Regions from separate parts of the Homo sapiens genome. Here region 1 is linked to region 2. A link is an interaction called in ENCODE POLR2A ChIA-PET data of the cell type or tissue named here. Cell type or tissue: MCF 10A. All regions are shown on one strand. Each heading gives the region's core, and the rest is flanking DNA. Links, peaks and the distances in the headings are about the cores only.

Evidence for each region. ChIA-PET counts read pairs that join two places held together with the same protein. Peaks named below come from ENCODE experiments on the same cell type or tissue, not always from the same donor. Only the 100,000 strongest peaks of a DNase experiment are listed, where the experiment ranks them.
Region 1: POLR2A ChIA-PET joins it to region 2 with 14 read pairs; 6 of 35 experiments call an interaction of 5 or more read pairs at or near these places.

What each region holds. Positions count from the first base shown.
Region 1 is chr10:113,068,588-113,079,265 of GRCh38, forward strand. The region is part of intron 5 of TCF7L2 (transcription factor 7 like 2); the gene reads left to right. Among named protein-coding and RNA genes, the nearest start is that of SNORA87, 29 kb to the left of the region's middle. RefSeq lists enhancers at 5,583-6,352, 7,663-8,256, 10,087-10,588. In MCF 10A, for the core only: no CTCF peak of the experiment used is centred there; a DNase peak (open chromatin) is centred at 5,324.
Region 2 is chr10:112,985,926-112,996,603 of GRCh38, forward strand. The region is part of intron 4 of TCF7L2 (transcription factor 7 like 2); the gene reads left to right. It also overlaps the pseudogene RPS15AP30. Among named protein-coding and RNA genes, the nearest start is that of TCF7L2, 41 kb to the left of the region's middle. In MCF 10A, for the core only: no CTCF peak of the experiment used is centred there; DNase peaks (open chromatin) are centred at 4,516 and 6,356.

The DNA.
Region 1 (10,678 bases), core at 868-8,867, 82 kb after region 2:
CGGGCAGCTGGACATTGGCCTTGGGAGGCCCAGACGTGGAGCACTGTCCTGGACCTCAGGCTGTTTCAGGGACCTCTGTGGCAGGAATTGACTACCCTTCTCTTTCAGGCTCAGCCATGATGTGCTTGGCTGTTCCCTTGGGCTCTCTCTTCTGGAAGCTCGTCCCGTCCGCAGGCCCCCTTGCTGTACTTGTACCTTCATTCTCCATCTCTCAGCTTCTGCGCACTCTGAACTTTGGCCATTCGCATGCTGCCAGACCCCTTCCAACTCTTGGACTCCTCCTTACATCCCTTTACCGTTGGCTCCCAATTCTTTTTTTTTTTTTAATTTCCCAATTAAAACAACAACCACCACCAAGAACAAGAGTTAGGCCCTGCCTACCCTTCTTTGGATGGGGTGTTTGTGCCAAGTAGCATCACCAACTGCTGTTCATCCTTGACATGGGTGTCCTGGGGTCAGGTGTTTCCTCTGGCCCAGTTAGCAGGGAGGAATGTCATATGGTTTAGAAAGGAGGGCCCAGGGCTGGCCGTCTCTTGGAGGGGCCCGGGATGGGGTACGCCCCCTTGGAAGGGGATGGTGGTTGCGGTGGGCGCTGTAAATGTTGTGTCCAGCTCAGAGGGTGCAACAGTGTCTGTAACTCATATTCTTTTTTTTTTTTTTTAGACAGAGTCTCGCTCCTACACCCAGGCTGGAGTGCCGTGGTGCAATCTCAGCTCACTGCAACCTAACCTCCTGGGTTCAAGCAATTCTCCTGCCTCAGCCTCCTGAGTAGCTGAGATTACAGGTGCTCAACCACCACGCCTGGCTAATTTTTGTATTTTTAGTAGAGACAGGGTTTCACCATGTTGGCCAGGCTGGTCTCGAACTCCTGACCTCAAGTGATCCGCCCACCTCTACCTCTCAAAGTGCTGGGATTACAGGCGTGAGCTGCCGTGCCCAGCCAGTATCTATAACTGAAGGCTGTTTATTTCTGCTTGCCTAACCCGTCCAGGAGGATGTGCTGGGGCCATCTGAACAACCATTGACATTCAGACATTATTTAGAAATGGAATTGGGAAGTGTTTAAAAGGCATAGACTAGTCTGGCCTTCTGCCCATTCAGAGACTGTGTATGTAGTCAGTGTACAGTGTATTCATTGAGGGCCCCTCGCTGGATGTTTCAGCCACTCCCTCACAGGTTCTCGTGTCTGCTTGGTACAGTTGAGATCTGCAAGAGCTGATTCATCGGCCTGATTGAGATTCCTTTGTAAAACCAGATATTCAAGAATACTAGTGGCAAGAATGCTTTGGTGAGCGTAAGATAGCGGCTCCCACTGGATCACATGGCTGGTCGGTGTCAGGGAGATCACTGTGGGAGGTAGCAGGAGTCAGTCTTTAAAAAAATTATTGGGCCGGGCATGGTGGCTCACACCTGTAATCTCAGCACTTTGGGAGGCCAAGGCGGGTGGATCATGAGGTCAGGAGATCAAGACCAGCCTGGCCAACATGGTGAAACCCCGTCTCTATTAAAAATACAAAAATCAGCTGAGTGTGGTGGCAAGTGCCTGTAATCCCAGCTACTCGGGAGGCTGAGGCAGGAGAATCCCTTGAACCAGTGAGTCGGAGGTTGCAGTGAGCCGAGATGGTGCCACTGCACTCCAGCCTGGCGACAGAGTGAGACTCCGTCTTAAAAAAAAAAAAATTTATATATATATATATATATATGAATTAATTAATTTAATGTTGCATTAACGAGTGGTATAAGGTTCTTAGCCCTTTGTCTGGTATCTGCTGGGTGTTCAGTATTCATTTCCTCGCTTTCCCTGCATATTTTGAGCTAATAAATGTTTGGGGACACCACTTTCCTGTAGAATCTCATGTAATCCCAAACAGATCCTAGCTGCTTGCTATGGCCCATCTGCGGGACCCGCGTCAAGGCTTTCCCATAAAGGAGAGCCCTGCGGGAATCATCATGTGCCAGGCACTGTGCTAGGCTCTTTAGGTGCATCTTGAAACTTAATCCTCGTGACATTTTGGAGTAGATACTATCATCCCCACAGAAGGTACTGAAGTCTCAAGCACATTAATAGCTTACCTAAATATTGCTAAGGGTCTTCCAGATGATCTTTAGGAAATTTTCAGCCAGGGGAGAGTGAAAGCTCTATTTGCTATAGTTAAAGCAAGGAACCCTCCTTCTTAAAAAATTATACAGTTATTGAGATATAATTCACATACCTTACAATTCATCCATTTAAAGCATGCAATTCAGTGGTTGTAGTAGATTCAGGAGTTGTGCGAGCATCGTCACAGTCAATTTTAGAACATTTTCATCACCTTCCACAAAACCCCCGTGTCTCCTAGTAGCCACTCCCCATTTTCCCTAAGTCCCACAGTCCTAGGCAACAACTAATATATTTTCTGCATCTATGGATTTGCCTATTCTGGACATTTCATATAGATGAAATCATAGGCCCGTGGTCTTTTGTAACTGACTTCTTTCACTTAGCAAATGGAAGGGTTTTTGATGGAATCTTAGCTCAGATGTCGCCCTAGGCTTGGCCTTCTGGAACTCACTGTTCTCTTGCTTCCTTCCACCCTGCCTCCCTACCCGCTTTGCTACAAGAAGACAGAATGTAGAAACCCCCAGTTGACTTTTTGAGTAGAAATGAGCCATGTTCTATTTAGTGGTAGAATGTTTGCTGGGTTAGCCCAGGACTTCAGATGGAGTGCTTCCTCCTTTTTAATACCTTGTGACTGCTGTGTTGGCAAGCAGAGGGTTAAATGCTGCAGGAGGACATGGGAGAGTTTTTGCTTTGAGGGTCCACTGGAGCAAGAGAAGCTTGAGAGTCTGTCTCTGAGATCCCAGAACAGACATGAAGATATGGTACCGATTCCCTTGGTGCTAAAAGGAACTCCAGGGGAATTTCAGGAAACCCCTCCTTTTCTCGTCTTTATTCTCACCCCGTCCCCCCGCCACCTCTCTCCCCAAGTTCACACTCAGGAGGGAGGAATCTTTTACCTTTTCCGTTCTGGGCAGCAGCTGTAGGGAATGTTATCAGTGTTGGGACTGGGCACGGGACCAAGCCTTCCTGGTGCCTGGACTGCAACCAAGCTGAGAGCTGACATGGCAGGGCGAGTTGTGTGTGAGTTGGCTGCCCCTAGGCTCATAGGCCTAGCACAATAGAGACCCTGTCAATGGAGGGACACTATCAGGCAGGTCACTATCAATGTGACAGACACTATCAGGCAGGTCACATTGGTGCAGATCCTTGGAGGACTCCCCCCCACCCCCCATGAGTGGATTCCTCCAGGTCAGGGGCTGGCTGGGACTGTGGATGCTGGAGTAAGTGGAATTGTGGGTGCACTCTGCTTCAGCAGTACTCTCCAAGGAGAATGATTGTTTTAATAAATTACTGTTTTAATAAGGGAGGTGGAAGAGCTTTTTAATCACTTGCTTTTTAAAAATTTTTAATTTTATTTTAATTAATTAATTAGTTTATTTATTTTTTGAGACGGAGTCTTGCTCTGTCGCCCAGGCTGGAGTGCAGTGGCACGATCTCGGCTCACTGCACCTCTGCCTCCTGGATTCACACCATTCTCCTGCCTCAGCCTCCAGAGTAGCTGGGACTACAGGCACCCGCCACCACGCCCGACTAATTTTTTGTATTTTTAGCAGAGACGGGGTTTCACCGTGTTAGCCAGGATGGTGTAGATCTCCTGACCTTGTGATCCTCCCGCCTCAGCCTTCCAAAGGGAGGGATTACTGGCGTGAGTCACCGCGCCTGGCCTTTATTTTTTATTTCTTTTGAGATGGAGTTTTGCTCTGTCACCCAGGCTGGAGTACGGTGGTGGGATCTCGCCTCACTGCAACTTGCGCCTCCCGGGTTCAAGCGATTCTCCAGCCTCAGCCTCCTGAGTAGCTGGGATTACAGGCGTGTGCCACCGCCTCCAGCTAATTTTTGTATTTTTAGTAGAGACCGGGCTTCACCATGTTGGCCAGGCTGGTCTCGAACTCCTGACCTCAGGTGAGCGTCCTGCCTTGGCCTCCCAAAGTGCTGGGATTACAGGCGTGAGCCACTACACCCAGCCAATCAGTTGCTTTTAAACTACTTAAATAAAAAGAGCCAACCCAAAATCTTGTGCATGCTTGGGAAACTGGCAGTGGAATATGAGAAGTTTTTATTTGTGGTGCACACAGGTGACTCGGGCTGTTGTGTATTGGTTCTTGCCTCGATCTGTAGCAAGCAATCTGTTGTTTCTTGCCTGCCTTTTGGGAAGAAATGAAAAAAGAAGCAGCACGAGTCTCCATACATCATGATTGTGATGGCACTGGGCCTGAGACCTTTTCTGCTGTCCAGGTAAAAATGTGAAGACCATGGTTTTGAGGTTTCTTAATAAATTCAGGTGTTAAGTGCCAAGTGATGCTCCCAGCCCCTGAGCTAGAGCAACTATGCTGTTCATGTCCCCAGGAATGGAAGTGGACCCTAGTTAGGTGCTGGTGGCCAGCCATGTGTACCTAGGGCAGGGCCAGGTCGTGTGTGTGTGTGTGTGTGTGTGTGTGTGTGAGAGAGAGAGAGAGAGAGAGACAGAGAGAGAGATAGAGAGAAACATAAAGGTGATCGGCACTCAGACATCCTGTGTGGTCCACCTCACTTCTCAAGCAGGTGTCTTTCCAGTCTACAACTCGTTGACCACAGGTGGAATTCATAAGCTCTGTTCCCTGTCCTGCTTGGGTCCTCCAGAGAAAGAAATGTTGAATTATCATCTTGGTGATGGTCAACTCTGAAAGCCTAAATTTTCATGATCACCAAAGTGTTTGGATTTAAAAGGGTGGCTCACTCCGTAATTCCGGCACTTTGGGAGGCTGAGGCAGAAGGATCACTTGAGCCCAGAAGTTTCAGACTAGGCTGGGCAACAAAGCAAGACCCGGTCTCTACCAAAAAAAAAAAAAAAAAAAAAAAAAAAAAATCAAAAAAATTAGCTGGGGGTGGTGGTGTGCTCCTATAGCTCCAGCTACTCAGGAGGCTGAGGCGGGAGGATCGCTTGAGCCCAGGGGTTTGCGGCTGCAGTGAGCTGTGATTGCACCACTGCACTCCAGCCTGGGCGACTGTGAGACCCCGTCTTTAAGAAAAAAAAAAAAACAAAGGTCACAAGACATTCTTGGCTCCGCCCTGCAGAGCTGCTTCCCGATCTCCTTTTTTATTTGCTTCCCAACCTGCGGGCCTCAGTGTGACTCACCACACCGGACTGCCTGGCCCTGCTGCCTGCCGCCCATCCTTGCGGCCTGGACGACTCCATGTGCGAGTTGCTGGCGCAGCGTCCAGAAAACAGACCACACCCCAGGAATGATGATACGTTATAGCATTTCTCTGCTCTGTAAGAGAGGCACCAGGGTCGTGTGCTGGGTCTGGGGTTTGTCCATTCCACATCCGGTGCTGCTGTTGACTCTGGTGTCGGCCGCTGGTGAGCTGGCTGTAGCTGGTCACCTCTGGGTGGTTTCTGGGGCGGTCGCAGGCTGACTAACACACCAAAGGTCAGCCAGGGTGTTGAAGCTGGCACCTTTCTTCCTGGAGCACAGACGTCATCTTGGATCTTTTAGATACTTGGACTTACTTTATGCAGAACATTCTGGATTTGTGAATTAGATGGACTCTTTATTATTTTGTATTTGGATTATTTCTTTAAAGAGATCAGAGATAAAAATATCATTGTTTTGCCAGTTTGCTACCACCAGCCCACACCCCTCTTCCCGTTGTCCAAAAAGGGGGTGGTTAGAGTTTTCTTGAGTGACTGGGCTATTATGATTAGCAGATTACTAAAGCTGTGTGATTTTAACAAGACGTAAACACATATGGGAACCCCTCCTTCCATATCTTGCTAATGTCAATTAGCAACATATTAATCTTGCTAATGTCAATCCTGTCACTTCATACATTTATAAATATTAGGGACATTTAAAAGAGTTGTCGGACTGTGCGGGACCTTGGCACACTGCTGACGGCTGCACACTCATCACTGCGGGGCTCATCACACATTGACACCAGCACCATATTTTGCTGGGTTTCCTGATCTCGGTTGAGTATTTGGATTTGAATGGGATGGTTTTAATGTTGCTACTGACTACTACAGTGATCCAAATAAACTTTAAAGCTGGGGCCTCCACGCCATAGGCAGATTTTCATACCAGTTGCCTTTACCTCAGTAGTTTTCAGCTGGGGCAATTTTGTTCCCCAGGAGACATCTGGATACAGTGTTGGTTGTAACAGCTGGGCAGGGGGTACTTCTGTCATCATCTCATGGGCACAGGGCAGGGATGCTGCTAGGGCAACCCCTCACCCTCCCAAAGAATTATCAAAAACATCAACAGTGCCAAAGCTGAGAAGCTCAGCTTTAATGTGTTCATTGAGCAACTAAAGAATAGACTCAGATATAGGAAAGTATTTATTTATTTATTTATTTAGAGACAGGGTCTGGCTCTGTTGTCCAGATCATAACTCACTGTAACCTTGATCTCCTGGGCTGAAGCAATCTTCTCACCTTAGTCTCCCAAAGCATGCTGGGATTACAGGTATAAGCCACAGTGCCCAGCCTGAAAAGAATACTTTAAATGGGCGGGGTAATGGTGGCTTATGCCTGTAATCCCAGCACTTTGGGAGGCAGAGGCGGGCAGATCACCTGAGGTCAGGAGTTCGAGACCAGCCTGGCCAACATGGTGAAACCCTATCTCTACTAAAAATACAAAAATTAGCCGGGAGTGGTGATGGGCACCTGTAATCCGAGCTCTCCTGGAGGCTGAGGCAGGAGAATCGCTTGAACCTGGGAGGTGGAGTTTACAGTGAGCTGAGATCGTGCCATTGCACTCCAGCCTGGGCGACAAGAGCGAAACTCTGTGTCCAAAAAAAAAAGAAAAAAGAAAAAAAGAGTATCTTTAAATGAATGGCAACCCAATTTGCAAATGTATTTTTTTTAATGTTGCCAATTACTTTATGTGTTTAAAAAATATCTTTCTGGTTTACTAGGGTATTCTTCAAAAAAAGAGAAAAGATTAAAGCTGCACAGACATGATGATGTAAAAGCTAGTAGCTTCTCAAGCTGTGAAAGGTCTGTGGTGCAGAGAATAGCTCCCTGTGAGCTGAATTTTGTTTGCTGTGGTGCAGCATGGGTTTAGATCCTACCTGGTTAGTGAAAGAGATAATGTGAAGTCATTGCATTTGCATTTGTCAAAATCCTAGTTTTCCACTTACCTAATAGTTTTTTGTTTGTTTGTTTGTTTCATTTTGTTTTTAAAGACAGGATCTTACAGCCGGGGCCTGTAATCCTAGCACTCTGGGAGGCTGAGGCGAGTTGATCACCTGAGGTCAGGAGTTCGAGACACACCTGGCCAACATGGTGAAACCCTGTCTCTACTAAAAATACAAAAATTAGCCAGGCGTGGTGGCACGTGCCTGTAATCCCAGCTACTGGGGAGGCTGAGGCAGGAGAATCACTTAAACCCAGGAGGCGAAGGTTGTAGTGAGCCGAAATCACGCCACTGCACTCCAGCGTAGGCAACAGAGCAAGACTCCATCTCAAAAAAAAAAAAAAAAAAAAAAGACAGGATCTTGCTCTGTCACCCAGGCTGGGATATACTGACTTGATCATAGCTCACTGCAACCTTTAGCTCCTGGACTCAAGCAATCCTCCAGCATCAGCCTCCTGAGCAGCTGGGACTATAGGTGTGAATTACCATGCCTGGCTAACTTTTTTATTTTTTGTAGAGACAGGGTCTTACCCTATTGCCTAGGCTGGTTTCGAACTCCTGGCCTCAAGTGATCCTTTTGCCTTTGCCTCCCAAAGTGCTGGGATTACATGCGTGAAACACCACACCTGAACTAGTCTTTTTGTTGTTGTTGTTAAAGTGAGAGACCCAGACCAAAATCATCTTTCTTCTCCCAAAATGCTAATTATTATTTGTTTTAAGTTATAGCTCCAGATTACCTTGTAGGATTATTCACATTTTCTTTCTAAATGCTGTTCTTGAAAGGAACCATCTATTGACAGTACATCAGAAATTCTATGGTTCCTTTATGACATTTCTGGGGAAGTAAATGAAAGGTGTAAATTAAGAAAAGCAAGTGTTTGCGGTTCCCACTTTAACCTTGTGTTATGTTAAGTGGCTTTGTTGAAGAGGGCTGTCACTGTTCTTGAAAACTTGGGAAAATCCATAGCAAGCTGTGCCATTAGTTGCCTTTGGGAGCACAGGATGTTTGATGTGAAAATTATATGGACACATCTAATTGGGTGTATTTTCACCCCACCAGATATCAAGTAAAGAGGTGACTCTTCCCCCTCCCCTGCATTTTTAGCTAAATTGTTTAACCTGAATTTCATGCTATTAAGAATTACATTTCAGTAATCCACCTGCCATTTTTCAATGCCTTTTGTTTAGTAGCATGTCTGTATGATCCACCTACAGAACATTTCTAGACATCTGGCAAGAGCTAGTTATCATCCCTTCCTGATTTGGGGTGCTAAGACCTGTGGTCCCCTTCTTCCACCGTAATTTACATTCTTCCCTGAGTCCTGCAGGAACTCAGCCAGGCAGTGGAAAGAAAACAGAAGCTCTGTGGACCTCTGCTTACTGTAAAATGGGAATAATAATTCTTATCCTGCCTGTTTCCCAGAGTTGTATATTCTTTTCCAATAAAATGTACTCAAAATTAAAATACAAAGCAGTTACACAGAGATAAGATAGTGGTAATTATGCCAATTTAAACTCCAGAATTAAAAAATAAGTTTAGTCACATACCATGCAGTTCACCCATTTAAAGTATATAATTCAGTGGTTTTTTGTATATTTGCAGAACTATGCAACCAATATCGCCATTGTAGAACATTTTCCTCACCCCCTAAAAGAAACTGTACCCATTAGCTCTCACTCCCCATTTCCCCCACTCTGCCTTCTCCCCCATGCCCAAGGCAACTGTCAATCTACTTTCTGTTTCTATGGATTTGCCTGTTCTGGCATTAGATATATACATGAAGTCATAAAATTTGTGGTCCTTTGTGACTGCTTCTTTCGCTTAACTTAAATGTTTTCAAGGTTCGTCCATGTTGCTGCATGTATCAGGACATAATTTCTTTCTTTTCTTTTCTTCTTTTTTTTTTTTTTTTGAGATAGAGTCTTGCTGTGTCGCCCAGGCTGGAGTGCAGTGGCATATCTCGGCTCACTGCAACCTCTGCCTCCCAGGTTCAGGCGATTCACCTGCCTTGGCCTCCTGTGTAGCAGGCCCATGCCACCACGCCTGGCTTGCTTATTTATTTATTTATTTATTTATTTATTTATTTATTTATTTATTTATTGTATTTTTAGTAGAGATGGGGTTTCACCATGTTGGCTAGGCTGGTGTAGAACTCCTGACCTCAAGTGATCTGCCCTCCTTGGCCTCCCAAAGTGCTGGGATTACAGGCATGAGCCACTGTGCCTGGCCAGGACTTTATTCCTTTTATGGCTGAATAATATTTCATTATATGGATATCCCATATTTTGTTGACCCATTCATCAGTTGATGGCAAGCTTCAGAATTAAAAAAAAAAATTAAGCTAGTTCATATTTGCTTTAATTTTCCAAATGATCCCTTTCCTTTTATTGCAAGTTAAGTGTTCCTATGGTAATGACTGTTATGGGGCAAAGATGATCAAGTCTATGAGCGGTCCACACAGTTCAACAAATATGTACCTCAGCACACTACCTGGAACCAGACATTGGGTAAAGATAACTTTAGAATTCATGGTCCCCCTGAGACACTAAAGACTTTTTAATGAATGCAATTAGTAACTTTCTACTTACTGTTACTCTTTTTATTTTATTTTTTGAGCAGGATCTCACTGTGTTGCCCAGGCTGAAGTGCAATGGCCCAATCACAGCTCACTGCGGCCTTGACCTCCTGGGATCAAGTGATGGCTGAGACTACAGTCATGTGCCACCACATCCAGCTCTTTAAAAAATTTTTTTTGCAGAGATGGGGTCTCACTATAGGCTGGTCTTGAATTCCTGGCCTCAAGGGATCTTCCTCCCTCAGCCTCTCAAAGTGCTGGGATTACAGGCATGAGCCACCACACACACCCAGTTTGTTGCTCTTTCTGTAGGTTGGCTAAGGATTAAGATGTTATCTCCGGTGGCTGAAACATGCCTCTGATAGGTGCTATCTCCCTTGTCTTCATTTTCACGCTGGTGGTAATCCTGGAAGCCGCAGGGATCAGTCAGATGGCAACAGCAGATTCTTTTTTTGTTTTTTTTTTTTCTGAGATGGAATTTTGCTCTGTCACCCAGGCTGGAGTGCAGTGGTGTGATTTCATCTCACTGCAACCTCCGCCTCCTGGGTTCAAGTGATTCTCCTGCCTCAGCCTCCCGAGTAGCTGGGATTACAGGTGCCTGCCACAATGCCTGGCTAATTTTTGTATTTTTAATAGAGACGGGGGTTTCACCATGTTGGCCAGGCTGGTCTCAAACTCCTGACCTTAAGTGATCCACCCATCCTGGCCTCCCAAAGTGCTGGGATTACAGGCGTGAGCCAGTGCGCTGGGCCAGCCACAGCAGATTCTGACAGGTGATGCCCTTGCCAGCCTGGGGAGCCTTTTGGTTTTGGGTTTGGTTTTTAAATTTGTTACTGTTTTGGTGGTTGTTTTTACCTGTTGTAAATATTAAGAAGCCTAGGCAT
Region 2 (10,678 bases), core at 1,756-9,755:
CCGCTACTTCACTTGAAAGCTTTGGAGTTTCTATATTCAAATCAAAGTCACCCAGAAGCAAAGATGAAGGGGACAGTGTGATCTTCAAAGACGAGGGAGTAAAGAAGTAGTGGGGAATATTTTCCTGGGTAATTCTGCACCCCCGCTCCCACCTTTACAGAAACACTAAGAGCCTTAGCCACTTCCTCTTTCTTGGTGGTTATGTGGGTACTCAGGCTCTGGTCAAGTCATTGGCTGTTTATGGAGCAGGAGACAGATGACTTGGGAAAGCAACATGAAAATGTCTTGGGTTGGTTTTGAGCTTGCATGGGGGGAGTGAGTCAGTAGATGTTTCTCGGGTTCTCTCTCTTCCTCTCTTGCCTTTCCTCCTTTCTTTGAGCTTGTTTCGCTCTGAGAGTACAGGCTTGGCACCCACTTACCCAAGAACTGATTAGTTCCTAAAAGAAGCAGTGAGTTGATTGCTTACAGAGATGATGTAAGCTTTGCTCTGGGGTACATCAACTTGGATTTCTCATGCTTTATCTTATAAAGCCTAAATTAACAGCTGGTTTGGTTTGAGTTCTCTGGGATCTGACTAAGGGATTAGAGTCCATTCTCAAGTGAGTCAATCTAGTTTAATTTATTTCAGGTCTATCAAAAAAGATCAATCAAAGCTCTTTTGAAAGTAAAGCTATAATCGGTCTGCACACTTATAAGTCACTGTTGTTGCACTTGGTGTTTCTCTCTGGTGGAAAAATGCTCAGGCTGTGGTTAAGAGGATGTATTAGAGCATTTTCTGTGTACCTCCCTTTCTTGCAGCCTCCACACCTCCCTGGGAAGATTTTGAGGAAGTGTCATGTTTGAGAACCCCACTTAAGTGGGAGCTGCACTCACCTCCGTCTCCTTTTTCTCTGGGCATACTGGATCCCTGTTTTGGAAGTTTCTAGTTCAGTATAATTTTAATACCTGGACCTGAACAAGTCCAGCCTGTTTTATGTCACTGTTTTTGCTCCTGGGCTTTTTCTTGCAGATATTGGTGGGTGAAGACATGCATTGAATTCTTTCCAGAATGTCTGCTGTGAAGAATTACTCATGTCATTTGCAAGGCTTAAGCTGAAGCATTCGCTGCTATGGTCGATCTAGGCTTTTGTGGGCACTGGAAACGACAACCCGAGTTGTTCATTTCTTTTGTTTCTATTTTAAAAATACTTACCGAGCATCTTCTGGTAGCTAAGAACTATTCGAGATACACTTGATGTGCCAAGAGAAACATCAAGATAAAGGAGGTAGTTAAGAGCTTGACTGTAGAGTTAGACCTGTCTTTGAATCCTAGCTTTGCTACTTTGTGACTTTATATGACCTGCAGCAAATAAATCTCAGTTTCCTTGTCTGTAAAATAGGCATAGTAAAACTGTCTCCCTCCAAGGATTGTTGTGATAATGAAATGAAATGATACTGTATCTTTTGCTTTTTAAATAAGCCACTTCTGGGGAGCTTCCAGGAAGCAGAAGTTTTTTTTTTTTTTTTTTCCCCCAAATGCATTCAAAATAAACAAATCTCCTTTTACTACCATAACGGTGTATGTGAATGTCCTGGCGGATGCTCTCAAGAGCGTCAACAATGTGGGAAAGAGAAGCAAACACCAGGTTCTTCTCAGGTGGAGCTCCAGAGTCGTCCAGTTTCTAAGTGTGATGATGAAGCATGGGTGCATTGACGAATTTGAAATTACCGATCATCACGAAGCAGGGAAGATTGTGATGAACCTCACAGGCAGGTTATCAAGTGTGAAGTGGTCAGCTGGAGATTTGATGTGCAGCTCAAAGATCTAAAAAGATGGCAGAATCATCTGCTCCTGTCCCAGCAGCTGGCCTGCATTGTGCTGACCTCAGCTGGCATCATGGACCACAAAGAGATGAGATGAAAACACACAGGAGGAAAAAGCCTGGGATTCTTTTTCTAGGGGTGTAATACACCCATGAAAAAATAAATAAATAAATAAATAAAAATAAAATAAAAATGCCTCAATGGGGGAAAAAAAACGCACCAGAGACAAATACTTATTTAGGATCTGTAATGTACCCATTGCCATACCTAGGCATCCTAGATACAGCAACATATCCCTGCCCTTTAGGAATGTACAGTTTACTGGGAAAAAGATAACACTTATCAGAGGAGGGTGTTTGGGACTGTGAATCCCGTGTGTGTGTGTGTTTTGAGACAGAGTCTTGCTCTTGTTGCCCAGGCTGGAGTACAGTGGCTCTCAGCTCACGGCAACCTCTGTCTCCTGGGTTCAAGCAATTCTCTTGCCTCAGCCTCCCGAGTAGCTGGGATTACAGGTGCCTGCCACCAGGCTGGGCTGATTTTTAGTATTTTTAGTAGTGATGGGGTTTTGCCATGTTGGCCAGGCTGGTCTCGAACTCCTGACCTCAGGTGATCCACCCGCCTTAGCCTCCCAAAGTGCTGGGATTACAGGCGTGAGCCACTGCACCTGGCCCGTGTGTTGTTTTGAGCTTCTGTCTTATGTACCACTTCCCTTGGCTCAAGGCGTCCTTTTTATCTTTCTTCCACTTGACTAAATGAGAATAGTGTGGGTCACTCTCTACCTGCCTCCCATCTGTGGTTCCTTTTGGAGATAGGCCGAGTGGGCCACTCACCCTTTAATTTTCTCTTAGTTTCCTTTCTGTACACCAGTTTGAACCTTAGTATTATCACTAATGCAAATATGAGCCTAGGCTCAATTTTTCCAGTTATGAAATGGGGCTGGCATTATTCCGTGATGTGCATGTTAAGAGAGGGGAAAGCTCACATTTTTGAGGTCCTCTTGTGGTTCTATCTTGTGTAGGAACTCACGCTTTGTTTATTCAGCAATCATTCCTCCAGAAATAACCTTAATAGCAACAAGAAAAAAGAATAGGTGTTTTTTGAGCTCTATCTGCCAGTTTCTCTATATATGGACATTATATATTGCAACATAACACTCACAATGCCTTTAAACATCATCCCCGTTATACAGATAAGAAAACAGAATTTCAAAGAAGGTAGGGGACTTGCCCAGGGATACATAGCTAGCAAGTGGCAGCGCTGGATTGAGTCTGGGCCTTGTCTGAGGCTCGGGTCCTGTCATGCTCTGCGGTTGCTATGTTGACATGCAAAGGGAGAGGCAGCTGCTGGGAGTCTAGGTGGGTTTCTCTTTGAGAATGCTAACGTGAACCCTCAAGGTGAATCAGAATCCTTTTGCAAGTGAATAATCAGATGTAGGTTCCTGTGTCTCCCTGTAAAATGAAAGCCTCTTTTTTCCAAGGTCCAGTATAGACCTGAAGCTGGGTTACTCTGGAATTTCCCTCTCTGGCTGGAGTGACTGAGGCCTTGCACGTGACATTGGTGAGGACTCGCAGCCTCAGGTCTGGCTTCCCTTAGCAACCCCCCTTTCCTGTCTCTGCCTCTGGAGTTCACCATTAAAAAAAAAAAAAGAAAAAAAGCCAAAACACTTTATAAAGTTACATGCTGGGTTTCTTCTATGTCCTAGAAACTGTCTTAATTCATCTTCCCCTTTACTCTTATATGAGCAGGAAGAAAAAAAAATTGCTAGTCAATGCTAATAATTATGGCATGTAATGTAATTGGAAGTGTTTCACTGACATGCTCATGAGAGTTTGCGGCTTCATCTTCAGGCTGGGATGTAGCACTAGACTTGCCTTGAGTGTCTGCACAAGCCTTTGATGCAGGTAGACCATATTATAAATAGGCGCGTTGCTATGGTGAGGATGGCAGTCCTTGCTTGCTGTGGGTAACCTTTTCTACCTTCTCGGACACTGTTTTAAAACACAGCAGCGTGATAGCATTTCATTTAATTTGGACCAAGGTGGGGTAGATGAAATGTTGAGATTTAGATCTAAAATGTTGTTGTGGTGTTTCAGGGGGTTCTGGCTCACCTAGTACTATGGAAGATTTTGCAGATTGGGCTTCCTCATGATTTATTTAGAAATAGATTTTCTAATAGATGGGGTGAGGGGAGGGTGGTGGGCAGAAGGCTGGGCTTTCTTCTCTTCCCCCTCCTCCTTTCATTGAGCGCTTCTGCGAATGTGTTGGCTTTGATGCCCCAGGAGCTCATACAGTGAAATGGAAGTTCAGGTTGGCACGTTGCAGAAATGATTATTCCTGGTAGTACGTTTCCCATTACTGTTAATAATATAAAGACAATTGCCTGCCTCTCAGGACTCCTGCACGTGGCTACAGTCATTTCTTCATGGAATTAGACACATAGCAGTGGGGACCAGGAGTGTTTTATTAGTGATTGTCCTCCTGCAAGTTTCCAGGGTATCTCAGCTTAGACACATGAATTATTTTTTCCTGTTGCTTGGAGGGTATACTTTTAATTATATTCATTCAATAACAGAGCAGTTCAGGTTTGTAAAATATTTTTTCTCCCCCAACCTTTTCCCCAGCATACATCCCCGTCCCGTAAGTTTCTGGGCAGAGACAATCTCAGGAACCTAAAGGTTGCTAAAAAATTAGCTAGTTGGCCAGGCGCATGACTCATGCCAGTAATCCCAGCACTTTGGGAGGCTGAGGTGGGTGGATCGCTTGAGCCCAGAAATTCGAGACCAGCCTAGACAACATGGCAAAACCCTGTCTCTACAAACAAAACAAAATCTAGCTGGGCATGGTGGTGCATGCCTGTAGTCCCAGCTACTGGGGAGGCTGAGGTGGGCGGGCGATTGAGCTCAGGAGGTCCAGGCTGCAGTGAGCCGTGATTGTGCCACTGCACTGCAGCCTGGATGACTGAGTGGGACCCTGTCTCAATAATAAATAAATAAATAAATAAAAAATAAAAAAAATTAGCTAGCCAAGCTGCTTATAGGTCTTTTACATGGCCAAGCCACTTTCTCACCTTTAAAATGGTAATAACGTTTCCGTACTCATCTCAATGGGTTTTGAGTGCCAAGACAGACCGTTTGATGGAAGCCCTCTGGGGAGAAAAATGCTACCCAAGACAGGCTTTTCAATTGGAGACTGATCCATTGGTGTTTTGGTCAGTTGGTGTTGAAATCCCTATTTTTCCAGCTCAGGACTGCCTCTCTCCCTGGAACTCTTCCCGAGGTGAGTTCTGCAGCCTTCCTTGGGAACTCTCAGCCTCTGGATCCCTTCTTGCCAGGTGGAGTGGACATGCCAAAGTTGTGGGCCAGACTCGGACTGCCTGGCTTGTCTCAGCACCTTTGGGGACCCACTTCCCCTCTCTGGGAACTGGGGAAGCTAACAGAGATCTTGCTAGGGGGGTGGAATCCTGTATCCATGTGAGGTTGTACCCCCAGGCTCCTGAGTGGTTTGAAAGTGGGGAACCCTGGCCGGGCGCGGTGGCTCATGCCTATAATCCCAGCACTTTGGGAGGCTGAGGCGGGCGGATCACAAGGTCAGGAGATCGAAACCATCCTGGCTAACACGATGAAACCCCGTCTCTATGTGCGTGGTGGCTGGCACCTGTAGTCCCAGCTGCTCGGGAGTCTGAGGCAGGAGAATGGCGTGAACCCGGGAGGCGGAGCTTGCAGTGAGCCGAGATCGCCCCACTGCACTCCAGCCTGGGCGACAGAGCGAGACTCCATCTCAAAAAAAAAAAGAAAGAAAAAAAAAGAAAGTGGGGAACCCCTCCCCCAGGATGAGAAGAGCCATGGGGTGAGTCTCTGCCACCGCCAAGGGGAGTCAGGCTCAGAGGCTGCTACAGGGACAGCCAGCTCTCTTTAGATGGTCCCCACCATCTAGTCAGGGCTTGTTACATATGGAGCAGAGACAGCGCAGGCTGCTGCTGTTTTCCTGGAGAAGGCCCCTGTCGGTCTGTTCAGCTGTAGCTGACCTTTCCTCCTTGTGCTTTTTGGGGAGGGAGCCTTGGAAGGAGTAGGGCACGTGGGGCACTCTGCTTCCCGGCCCCACACTGGCGAACCTATGGATTCTGCCTCTGATTCCTGAGGAAACATCACTGTGAAGGTGGAATGAGCCACATACAGAGGTGGCTGTTGGGGCCGGGGAGGGGTGAAACGCCCCCAGGGTGTACATTGCACCAAAAGCCAGGCTGCATATAGACCTCAGGATGGGCTGGCTTTTCTATTTATTTAGAAGTATTTCCAGAGGGTAACCTCATTGGCTACAAAGCATGTCTGAACAAGAGCTCCGTTGTTCATTCCCAGCCCTGTTACCCTGGCAGGATGCAGACTCCAGGCGGCCTGTTGGTCAGGCCTTGGACTCAGAGAGCAGTGAAGCCTGAGGAGGGGTGGGGGGCAGAGGCGTGAGTGGTCTAGGGCCTCAGTCCCTCCAGGACACCCCTTGCCAAGCGCAGAGAAAGCTCTGCCCATCCGTCCCCTCAGGCAGTGGGATTGGGCAACCTGGGAAGCAGTGAATGTGCGTCGGTAGCATAGATTCCATTCCGCACGCCACCCTCGCCTCCGCCCCCCAGCCCTGGGAGGGATGCATGCCCTCCGGGAGACACCCAGACCCGACAGAGAGGCCTTTGTTGGAGCTGGAGGTGAGAATCTGTGGGCGTTGGGATTCCTGGGTTCGAGTTCCAGCTCACTGCCAATTGCCCGAGTGCTGGGCGAACATTTCTGGAATCAAAAGGAGTGCAGCCTGCCCAGCAGGGCCTACGGGAGCCGGAGGCTGCAGGGTGCTAAGATTGCGTTATCTTTACCAAGTGCCCGGAGCTCCTGGGAGGGAAGAGAGAGTCCTAGGACTCAGGATAGGAGGTGGTTGGAGTTTCTCGAGGAAGACTCCATGCTTTGGTTCTGGCCCCTGGAAACCCCTCCTGAGGACTGGACCTCCAAGCAGACCCCCTCTGTGACTCCGGAATGCAGTGTTACTCTCTTATATTTTTCTTTCTTTTTTTTTTTTTGAGACGGAGTCTCACTCTGTCACCCAGGCTGGAGTGCAGTGGCACGATCTCGGCTCACTGCAACCTCCGCCCTCCGAGTTCAAGCGATTCTCCTGCCTCAGCCTCCCAAGTAGCTGGGATTACAGGTGCCTGACACCGCGCCTGGCTAATTTTTTGTATTTTTAGTAGAGATGGGGTTTTACCATCTTGGCCAGGCTGGTCTTGAACTCCTGACCTCATAATCCACCCGCCTCGGCCTCCGAAAGTGCTGGGATCACAGGCGTGAGCCACCGCACCCGGCCACTGTCTTGTATTTCTAACGTCCCCCTGACTTTTCTGATCATGTAATTCTTAACTTTCTCAAAACTGAGATTTGTCACGTGTCCTCTCCCCACTCCATTTTGTGAATCAGAGTCTTCCAGGGGCAGGACCTGGAGAATGGGTCTTTATTAACACACATGTGAAAATGCTTTTGCCAGCAAGGCGCGGTGGCTCATGCATGTAATCCCGGCACTTTGGGAGGCCGAGGCAGGCGGATCACTTGAGGTCAGCCTGGCCAACATGGTAAAACCCTGTCTCTACTAAAAATACAAAAATTAGCTGGGTGTGGTCGTGGGCACCTGTAGTCCCACCTACTCGAGAGGCTGAGGCATGAGAATCACTGGAACCCAGGAGGTAGAAGTTGCAGTGAGCCGAGATCACACCACTGGACTCCAGCTTGGGTGATAGAGTGAGACTCTGTCTCAAAAAAAGAAAAAAAAAAGAAAATGCTTTTGCCATGGGCTGTCTCCTGCTTCTGCTTTGCATTGGGCCTCTGTACCTAGGTTGCAAGATTCCTCAGGGTGCACCTGGGCTTATCGTTATCTGTAAGTTATCCCAGCAAGCACTTAAAACACAGTGTTGGACGATGAATCCCCTCTACAAGAGAGGGACAGGGCAAAAACGACACCTCTTGCCTCGCAAGCTGTCTTGGGCCAAACCTCAGGTCTATTCTTTCTTTTTTTTGAAAGTAGTGGCTGGGCACGGTGGCTTACGCCTGTAATCCTAGCACTTTGGGAGGCCAAGGCGGGCGGATCTTGAGGTCAGGAGTTCGAGACCAGCTTGGCCAACATGGTAAAACTCCATCTCTACTAAAAATACAAAAATTAGCTGGGCGTGGTGGCGCATGCCTGTAGACCCAGCTACTCAGGAGGCTGAGGCAGGAGAATCACTTGAACCTGAGAGGCAGAGGTTGCAGTTAGCTGAGACCATGCCATTGCACTCCAGCCTGGGCGGCAGAGCGAGACTCTGTCTCAAAAAAAAAAAAAAAGAAAGTAGCAGCTCTACTGAGATATTTAGAAACCATAAAATCCACCTATTTGAGGTGTACAATTGAGTGATTTTCTGTATAGTCACAGATCTGTGCAGTCATCCACACCCTCTAACTCCAGGACATTTTCCTCACCCCCGAGGAGAAACCTCCCTTACCCATTAGCAGTCACTCCTCATTTCCTCTCCCCCCAGCCCCTGGCAATCACTGTGGATTTGCCTGTTCTTGACATTTCATATAAATGGTATCATAAAATCTATGGGCTTTTGTGTCTGTCTGCTTTCACTTAGCATACGGTTCTCAAGGTTCATCCAGTATTGTAGCATCTATCAGTATGTCATTCCTTTTTATGGCCAAATAATATTTTATTGTATGGATAGACATTTTGTTTATTCATTTATCTGTTTTTGGTTATTATGAGTAACACTACTATGAACATTTTGCACAAATTTTTGTATTGACATGTTTTCATTTCTCCTGGGTATAGTCCTATGAGTGGAATTGCTGGGTCATATAATAAATAACTGTTTAACATTTTGGGGAGCTGCCAAACTTTTAAAACCTTGGGTTCTGTGATGTACCAGTTGTGTTAGGCAGCACAGCAAAATGTGACTTTTGATTGCCAGAAACAATATTTAAAAAGTGGTTATAAAAAGTGGTTTGGGAGGCTGAGGCAGGAGGATCACTTGAGCCCAGGAGTTTGAGACCAGCCTGGGCAACATAGTGAGACCCTGTTAAAAAAAAAGAAGGCCAGGCACAGTGGCTCATGCCTGTAATCCCAGCACTTTGGGAGACTGAGGCGAGCAGATCACCTAAGGTCAGGAGTTCCAGACCAGCCTGGCCAACATGGCGAAACCCCATCTCTACTAAAAATACAAAAATTAGCCAGGCCTGGTGGTGGGCGCCTGTAATCCCAGCTACTCAGGAGGCTTGAGGCAGGAGAATCGCTTGAACCTGGGAGACTGAGGTTGCAGTGAGCGGAGATCATGCCATTGCACTCCAGCCTGGGCAACAAGAGCGAAACTGTGTCTCAAAACAAATGAAAAGAAAAGGCTGTCATGTTAGATCCACCCTCCTCCTCAGGGGAACCCCTGGGCTGCTCTCTGGGTAGAGATGGGAACCCAGGCCTCGGGCCAGTGAGTGGAAGGAAACTTTGGGATGATTGACTTGGGACTGGGCTAGAGGTGAAGAATCTCCCAGTAGGCAAAGTTCGGCCTTACGTTTTTTTGTTTCAAGCAAACCACATCATTACCCACAGAGGCCATTGGTGAGATATTTGTAAGTCTCCTGACAGTGGCTGGAGTTCGTTGCTTGGTTGTTGTTTCTCTGTCTCAGCCCTGGAGATGGGAGTGACCACCTGCTCTCTCTGGACAGAGGCTGTCCACGTTCATGCAATTCCTTGGACACCGGTGGTGCAGCGGGAGGCGTAACTGGGAGTGGGAGACCCTGAACTGTGCCGGTTCTTGCAGAGTATCACTGTGACTTCAGGCGAGTCACCCCACATCAGGCAGCTCAGAACAAGGGATTGATCTAGAAGGACCTTTCACCTGGGCTATTCTGTGACTCAAATTATCTTCTCCTAAGCCCACTACTGCCTGGTGTGTTGGTTAAATTAGCCTAAAGGTCATTCCCTCGGAGAGGCCCTCTGGGAAACCTCCCTTTCCTGAGAGTCACTGCTTGCTGGCGCCTGCCCCTGGGGTTCCTTCAGAGTCGTGATCATGCCCTGGCCTCTTCCTTTATTTGGCAGTCCCTTCCCTTCCCCATCCCTGATGAGGGTAGGGAGCATCTGTCTGCAGCTTCATCTTCATTGTCTAGGGGCTCCAGAAATATCTGTGAGTAAATAAGTTATTTAATCTTTGCCTCAAATTTCCAGTGACTGTAGGGATATAGCTGTGAGCCTCTAGGAGCTGAGATTTTTTAAATTTCCCACTTAAACATTTATTTAAAAATTTTGTGCTCAGCATGGACTAAGGACTTTACATTCATTAACTCATTTACAGCTTGATCCTATGCGGTGGGCATTCATTTACAGAGGATCCCATTTTACAGGTGAGGAAGAGGCCAGCTAGGGGTGCAGCCTAGGTTAGTATTCTAGAGCTCATCAGGCTGTGTTGTCCCCAGTGAAAGAATAAGCAAAGAAGTGAATGTTGTGCATTGAGAAAAATGACTCTCGGAGGAGGATGAGCCTCTCGGATATGGCGACCGAAGTGATATGGGGCCCTTGTCAAGGGTCTCTATTATGGCATCAAGAAAAGATGCTGCTTTCGGTGATGCCCGAGGAGAGCCTCAATATTTTACATGGGAAACCTAAAAAAGGGGCCATGTTGTGGTCTCTGCACCTAAGATACTAAAGGAAATATTTTATGGAGAGATGCAACATGTCAGGCCTTGGAGGGAAACCCCAGGATCCAGATGGTTGCACTCTCAAACCAGGGCCCCCCTCACCTTGGCCTTCAGCATTTAGTGTTGGAACCAATAGCATAAGCTTTGGTCAGGACCTTTGATGGAAGCCACAGTGCTCATTAGTGACCACG